2 separate regions of the Homo sapiens genome follow, and region 2 is linked to region 1. Evidence: read pairs that join two places in POLR2A ChIA-PET (ENCODE). Cell type or tissue: CD4-positive, alpha-beta T cell. All regions are shown on one strand.

The links. Peaks named below come from ENCODE experiments on the same cell type or tissue, not always from the same donor. Only the 100,000 strongest peaks of a DNase experiment are listed, where the experiment ranks them.
Region 2: POLR2A ChIA-PET joins it to region 1 with 11 read pairs; 1 of 35 experiments calls an interaction of 5 or more read pairs at or near these places.

Annotation. Positions count from the first base shown.
Region 1 is chr20:59,173,504-59,177,503 of GRCh38, reverse strand. The region is part of intron 1 of ZNF831 (zinc finger protein 831); the gene reads right to left. Among named protein-coding and RNA genes, the nearest start is that of ZNF831, 12 kb to the right of the region's middle. In CD4-positive, alpha-beta T cell, no CTCF peak of the experiment used is centred here; a DNase peak (open chromatin) is centred at 2,283; H3K27ac peaks cover 967 bases.
Region 2 is chr20:59,398,985-59,402,984 of GRCh38, reverse strand. No RefSeq gene overlaps it. Among named protein-coding and RNA genes, the nearest start is that of EDN3, 100 kb to the right of the region's middle. In CD4-positive, alpha-beta T cell, no CTCF peak of the experiment used is centred here; no DNase peak of the experiment used is centred here; H3K4me3 peaks cover 33 bases; H3K27me3 peaks cover 1,864 bases.

The DNA of each region.
Region 1 (4,000 bases):
CATGCTGGTACCTGGGGTAAGAGTGTTTCCTGCAATGCAAAGGCCAATGGATGCAAACAGCCAGTGCAAAGGCCCTGAGGTGGGAATGTGCCTGGCATGTTTGCGGCATGACACACTGAATCAGAGGAACTGCACCCACAGACGCTAGCCTGCTCAACAATATTTTTTTAAATTCTTTCTGGGCAAGTATACTATTTCCCTGGGCTTTTGTTTCCTCATCTGCAAAATGGAGAGAACAATGTCTGGGTACCTAATGACCTGAAATTATGGATACTAGGGATGCCATGCTTAATTAAATGACAAGACGCCTGTCTTGATTACTGCTGTGACTGTTACTCTCCTCCACGGCAAATGGAGAAAGCAAAGCCTAAAGCTTTATTGCTGGACAGAAGACAAGGCCAGCACAAGGATGAGAACTGCCATCCAGAACTGCTCTCCTTCCACCACTGAGGGCCACTTGGAAGGTGACCTCTGCTGGCTGTTGTGTGCCAAGGGCAGATCTTTCCAGTATGGGCCTGGCTGTGTTGGAGGTTTATCTTGATTCCTCGTGGCTTAGAACACAAAATAAAATGTTACATAGCACCACGATTCGTGATTGCCTAGCAGGCTATCAACAGATTTGTTTAGGATGTGAAATAATGAATTCAGAATATTGTATTGATGATGGTTATTCTTTTATATAATTACAATAATTATCCAGGAAAATAGCAAACAGATGCAGTGCTGAATTCAAATAAAGGGTAGGAAGAAGCGTCCCAAATACTGACGTGATTCAGAATATTATATGAGTTAACCCTACCTCTTAAACTGCCCATGTCAGAACTACAAGGTATGGATAGGCACTCTTTATAAATGGACATAATGTACGCACTAAAGCGAAATACACATGCGTGTTACAGTGGGTCTAGGGGGGTTACTCAGAAAAGGTATGTCAGTTAGGACCCAACATGATTCTATGGCTGCAGACTGACAGGTGGCAAGAGATCATGTTCCTCAAATTTCTCCATCTCTCAATGGGATGTATTTTTTTAATTAAGGTACAATTTACATACAGTAAAATGCACCCTCTTTAGTGTACAGTTCTGTGAATTTTGACAAGTAAATACAGTCGTGTAACAACCAACATAATCAAGAAGGCCATCACATCCCCAAATCATGCCTCCCTCTCTGGTCAATCCCTTCCTCCACCTCCAGCCTCTGGCAACCACAGATCTGTTTTCTGTCCCTATAAGTTTGTCTTTTCCAGAATGTCCTATAAATGCAACCACATATTATGCGGCTTTTTTGGTCCAGCTTCTTTCATTCAGGACAATACCTTTGAGAGCCATCCAAGCTGTTGTGTGCTCCAATCATTCATTCCTTTTCCTTGCCAAGTCCTGTTTTACGGTGTGGGTGTGCCACAGTGTGTTAATCCACTCCCTCTTTCTGTGGGAGGCAATAATAAGGCATTCCTAGCTCTTCCAGACAGGGAAATGTCAGTAAAGGCCTGGCAGAAAGCCAGTGCTACTATCCTTCCCAGGAGGTAACAGGGCCTTCCCAATGAGTACCAACAGAGGCTGAGTAGGGAACCTCAACTTCCACTCATCTCTTCCCCAGTCAGAGCAGTAGCAAAGGAAGCCAGCTAACACAGAAGGGTCACTAAACCCAGACTCTCATACCATAATGCCCAAAATGTCCAAGTCTCAATTAAAAATCATTTGTCATACCACGAACCAAGAAGACCTCAAACTGAAAGGAAAAAGACAATGCACAGATGCCAACACCAATATGCAAGAGGTGCTGGGATTCCCTGACAGCTATGAAGCAGCCATCATGAAAATGTTCCCATGAACACTTACAAATATGCTTGAAACAAAGGAAACATAGAAAGCCCCAGCAAAGACATAGAAGATAAAAGAAGAACTACATGGAAATAATAGAAATGAAAAATACTATAATCAAAAATGTAAAAACTCAGTGGATGCCCTCAACAGCAAAATGGACAGGACAGAAAAAAAGAATCGGTGAACTTGAAGATAGGACAATGGAAATTACCCAATCTGAGCAACAGAGAGAAAACAGGATGAAAATTAAAAAAAATAAAAAAAAAATGAACAGCCTCAGGGACCCATGGCACTAACAAAAGGTCTAATATTCCTATCATCAGAGCCTGGGAAGGAGAAGAGAAAGAAGATGAGCTTAAAAAGTGCTCAAATAATGTTCAGGAGCTTCAATTTGGCAGAAGACATAAAGCTACAAGTTCAGGAAGCTGAGAGAACCACCCACCCCCACCCCCACCACCAGGATAAACCCAAAGAAATCCACACCAAAGCACGTCATAGTCAAACTCCTGAACTCTAAAGATAAAAAATATTGAAAGAAGCAAGTGAGAAACAATGCCTTAGCTACAGAAAAAACAATTCTAATGAAAGCAGGTTCTCATCAGAAACTTGGAGGCAAGTAGAAAAGGGTATCACATTTTTCAAGAGCTGATGGAAAGGAAGTGTCAGCCCAAAATTTTATATCCGGTGAAAATATCCTCCTGGAATGAAGGGGAAATCAAGATATTCGCAAATAAATGAAAACAAATAGAATCTGTCACCAGCAGGCCCACCCTCAAAGAATGAAAGTTCTCTAAACAGAAAGGATGTAACAAAAAGAGAAACTTGGAACATCAGGAAGGAAAAAAGAACAATGGAAACAGTAAAAAAGTGGGTAAAAACATTCCCTTTTGAGTTTTTCTTTTTTGTTTTGGGGTGTTTTTTTGTTTGTTTTGTTTTTTGTTTTTTTTGTTTTTGAGACAGGGTCTTGCTTTGTCACCCAGGCTGGAGTGCACATACATTGATCAGTGGTGCGTACATGGATCACTGCAGCCTCAACCTCCTGGGCTCAAGCAATCCTCCTGCCTTGGCATCCCAAAGTCCTGGGATTACAGGCATGAGCCAACACTCCCGAGCAAGTTTTCTTAATCATGTTTGGTGGCTGAAACAAAAATTATAACACTGTCTGATATGGTTCTAAATGTATGTAAAGGAAATATTTAAGATAATTCTAAATGTGAGGGCATAAATGGAGGTGAGATTTCTACTCTTCACTCCAACTGGTAAAATAACGACACCAGCAGACTATGATAAGTTCCATATATATAAAATGTAATACCTAGAGCAACCATTATGCGGTGGTATCTGAGAGAACCAGCCTGAACCGCAGGCTGCAAAAGTGCTCCCTGTGCAGCCTACAGCCTTGGATCAGGGATAATCCATCTGCAGCCTTCCAGACAGGGAAACTAAAGCCGCGTAAAGCCAGCTAGCCTCCCGTGGCCAGGAGTCCACACACAGTGGCCGTTTCCTCTGCAAGCCCCACTTCCTCTATGCATGCCACAAGCTCCAAAGCCTTCTGTCCTGCTGTGCCCAGGCTCCCAGATGCATGCCCACATCTCTGCTTGTGCATGGTCTGCTATCCAGCAGCACCCCAGAGGGTTGTCAGCTGTTTGCCTAGCAACTCCACACAATCTCAAGTCTAGCTGAATCAGCCAACTTCTCTGCTTTCTGGTGGCTAAAATCACAGCTTCTCCAATGAGACCTGAATGCCTTCCAAGTGTGTTGTTTCTTGAGTACTCTCCCTCAATCTTAGGGTACCCTATAGAGTTTCCTTGTACCTAATAGTCACTCTTTCATTGTAACTAATCATTCCTACGCCAAGTTTCCCCTGCATAACCCACTGGGTGGTTTCTGTCTTCTGACTGGGCACAGAAGTCTACAGAATTGTCTCTGGGAATGGTCCCAAGAGATCCCTAATGATGGGATTTAGGGACTAGTGTGGTTGTGCTTTTGGATGTGAGCACAGTGTTGAGCTCCTTGACAATGAGAAATGTGACTCTTGTAACCTGTGAGGTACAAAAGCATCACAATTAATAAAGCCATCACCTGTGGTCAATTGCGGCAAAGTGCCAATTTAGAACATGTGCCTTGGAAGCTCAAGTGGCTTCTGCTCCTGCTGTATGGCAGGAATGATGACCATA
Region 2 (4,000 bases), 230 kb before region 1:
TTCTGCTGGTGGGAAAAAGCAATAAACTATGATTTTTCCACCAGAGGGAGAGAGAGACAGAGGCAGAGAGAGAGAAAGATTGATTTTTCTTCTTGGAGAAAGCACACACAAGCACGTGTTTTCCTGTGTGCGGGGAGAGACAGAGCAACAGGCAGGGCCGTGTGCACACACCCGTAACATGTGCTACCTGGGGAGTGAGCAGGTACTTATGTTTTCCTAATGTGGTGTGTGTTTCTTGGCTGTGGCAGGGGAAACGTTTCCAAGAGGGAAAGAGAGAAAGAAGAAGAGAAAGAAAAAAAGAGGGAGGGCATTTTCTGCCTGTAACATACACGTATACATAATTTTCTGCAAGCTACAAAATAGTGTTTTTCAAGTGGTGCACACACACTTCCCTAGAGAATGGGAGACATATTTGCTTAGCAGGGGAGCCCGGTGAAGAGACGTGTGTGTGTGTGTGTGTGTGTGTGTGTGCGCGCGCGTGTGTGTCTGTACTGTGTGTGTGAGAGAGAGAGAGGGGAGACAGTGAGAGGGAAAGACAGTGAGAGAAAGAGAAGAATTTTGTTCCCACTTGGAAAAATCACATACGTATTTTTCTGCTTACAGGGAGACAAATCCACACAGAGAGACATTTTTGCTTATAACCACACACCTATGAATGCACACAGAGTTTTCTTCTTTTCCAACGTGTGTTTTTCATATTTTGTGTGTGCTTTCTTGGGGAGAGGGGAGTTATGTTGCCCGGTGATGAAAAGCTTTAGAGAGAGACTTTTCTGAGAGGGAAAAAGAACATTTTCTGCCTGGAGACACATGTATTTCTGTGAGCCGAGAATTTCAAAAGTGTTGGTATTTCAGGTGGTGCATACTTAGTGAGAAAACAGACATTCTGCCTGAGATTGTGTGTGTGTGTGTGTGTGTGTGTGTGTGCCAGTGCACCTCACGTACATGTTTTCCCGCAGAGAAAAAGATGCGTATATTTTTCTGCCTGCAGGAAGAGATAGACTAACAAAGTGAGGGTTTTTTTCCCACTACACACGTGCACACAAACACACACACACACTTTTCTAAGTGTGGAAAGACGGTGAGAGTAGGTTGTTATTTTTTAGGGAAGAATGTATTTCTGCCCAGTGAGTTTTGAAAAGTGACTTTTCTGAGTGAAGATTAAGAATATTGTTATTTGCCTGGAAACAAGCAAGCACATAATTTTCTGCAAGCCCAGAAATAGTGTTTGTTTGCTTGTTTTTCAGGTAGTACATAGAGAAGAGCCACATGTCTGTGTGTGTGTGTGTGTGTGTGTGTGTGTGTGTGTGTGTGTGTTGGCGTATTTTTTCTTTCTGGAAAAAAAAGAACATGTATTTTTTTGCTTGCAGGGAGGCAGCTCAACATGGAGAGACTTTCATCGGCTTGTACCCACAAACACACACACACAAAAACAAACACACAACCACAACCACAAACACACATTTTCCTTCTTGTTGTGTGTGTGTATGTGAGAGAGAAAGAGAGATTTCTGCCCAGTGACAAACCTTTAGAGAGAGACTTTTCTGAGAGACAGAGAATATTTTCTACCTGGAAACATATTTTTCTGAGGGCTGGGGATTGGAAAGTGCTGGTTATTTCAGATGGTAAATACTTAGAAAACAAAGACATTCTGCGTGTGTGTGTGTGTGTGTGCACATGTGTGTACATCTGTGTATATAAGAGAGAGATAGACAGAAAAACAGACAGTAGTTTTTCTGCCTGGAAAAAAAAGATACGTGGTTTTTTGGCTTGCAAAAAAAAAAAACAGACCAAAAGGGAACAGTTTTTCTCACACACACACACACAATTTTCCAATATGAAAAGGAAGTCAGAGTGGGAGTGATCGTCTTCTCTAAAGTGTTTTTCTTGGGGAGGGGAATCATTTCTCCCAGTGAGAAAGTGCTCTGGAGGAAGCAATTTAGGAGGAAAAAAAATCATTTTCTGTCTGGAGACACACACACACAGATTTTCATAAGCTGAGAATTAGAAGAAAAAGAAGTGATTTTTAAGTGGTGACACTTGATGGGCAGGGGGAAGGTTTCTGCCTACGCACGCGCGTGTGTGTGTGTGTGCGCAGACATGGAAAGGCTGACAGGATGTGTACTGACGTGCACACAGTGCTCTTCTGGTTGTGAGTGTGTGCGCGCCTGCTGACTGGTGTGAGTGTGTGTGTGTGCAGGGGAGGGCACGGCAGGTTGTTCAGCCTAGTGACAGAGCACTTTAGACATTTCTCAGGGAGCAACAGTATTTTCTAACTGGAGATAAAGGATTTCTCAAGAGCCAAGAATTGGATAATGACCTTTCAGGTGGTGCAAAGTTATTGAGAGAAGGGGAAACACGTGTGTGTGTGTGTGTGTGTGTGTGTGTGTGTGTGTGTGTGTGTGTGATTTTTCTACCTAGAAAAAGACACATTTGTTTGCAGAAAGAGATGAACCAACGGACATTTTTTTGGCCACGTACATGAGAGTGTGTGCAGGTGCACACACACAGACTTTGCTCAGTGTGAAAAGGGCGGGCGAGTGTGAGTGGGCTTTTCTCTGGTGCGGGAGAGAGTAGAGGGCAGCTTCAGGGACAGACATTTGAGTGAGACAGATCATTTTCTGCCCGTAAACAGACACAAAATATTCCAAGAACTGAGAAATCATGTTCTAGGTGGTGAAGCCTTAGTGAGAATTGGAGAAAGGTGTGTGTGTGTGTGTGTGTGTGTATGTGTGTGTTATCTGAATTGTGTTTTCTTGGGGGCCCTTTCTGGGTGAGAGAATGTCTTGTGCCTGAAGACAGACACAAATTGGCAATTGCTCATGAGCCAAGAACTGCAGGGAATGAGCATCGTGTGCTGGAGGCGGTGCACCCTGGGGCCGGCAAGGGGGACATTTCTGTCCCAAGTGCCGTGTATTCGTGTGTGTGTGTGTGTGTGCGTGTGTGTGTGTGTGTGTGTTGGAAAGACAGGGTTTTTTTTCTATCTGGAAAAAGATAGGTCTCTTTGAGCTCACAGAAAGCCTCAAACCAGACACGTTTTGGTTTTTTGCACAAGCAGGCACACATGCAGGATTCTCTCAGTGTGGAAAGAGTAACATGTGCGTGTGAGTTACTCAGTTGCGCCTTTTACTAATGGTGGAGGTCGTTTCTGCCTCATTACAGGTAGCTTAGGATGGAGCCTTTTCTGAGTGAAAGGGAAAAAACATTTTCTATCTGGAGGTGCACACAGACTGTTCTGAGGGCCAGGTACCAAGAGGAAATAGAGCTTGTTTTTCTGGTGCAAACTGAGGCCTTTCTGCATGAGTGTGTGCGTATCCGAGTGAGCTTGCACGTGTCCAAAATCGTTTTTTCTGCCTGGAAAATGGCACACACGTTCTCCTGTGTACGGAGAGATCACGGGCCAGAGCACAGAGGTTTGGTTTTGGTTTGTTTTGCTTGTTTTTCCTGCGCAGTGCATACACACACACGGATTTCTGAGTGTGGGAAGAGGGAGAGTGAGTTTCTCTCATTGTGTGTTTTTCTCTCCTAGAGATAAGGGCCTCCGAGAGAGACTTTCCTCATTGACAGACACGTTGTCTCTGAAGACAAGCAATGCCGGCAGGTTTCTGGAAACTGAGAAAGAGTGCCTGGGCTTTCCAGGGGTGCACCTTTCCTGAAGGAAGGAAAGACATTTTGCCTGTGTGTGCATGCATGTGGTATGTGTGTGGTACGTATGTGTGTTGTGTGCATGAATGTGCATGCGTGTTTTCAAAACAGATTTTTCTGCCTGATACAGATTTTCCTGCCCTCGGGAAGAGCAAACAACTCACAGACAGCGACTCTCTGCTGCCCATACCCAGACACACACGAGTCTCCGAGGTGGAAAGGCGGGGGCTGTGGTCAGGGGCTTTCTCCAAGGGGATTGCTTAGCTGGGGATGGCGTCGCTGCTGCTGGTGATGAGGAGCTAGTGAGAGAGACCCCCAGAGACTCCTGCTAGGCAGCTTTCTGCCAGTCCAAACGCAG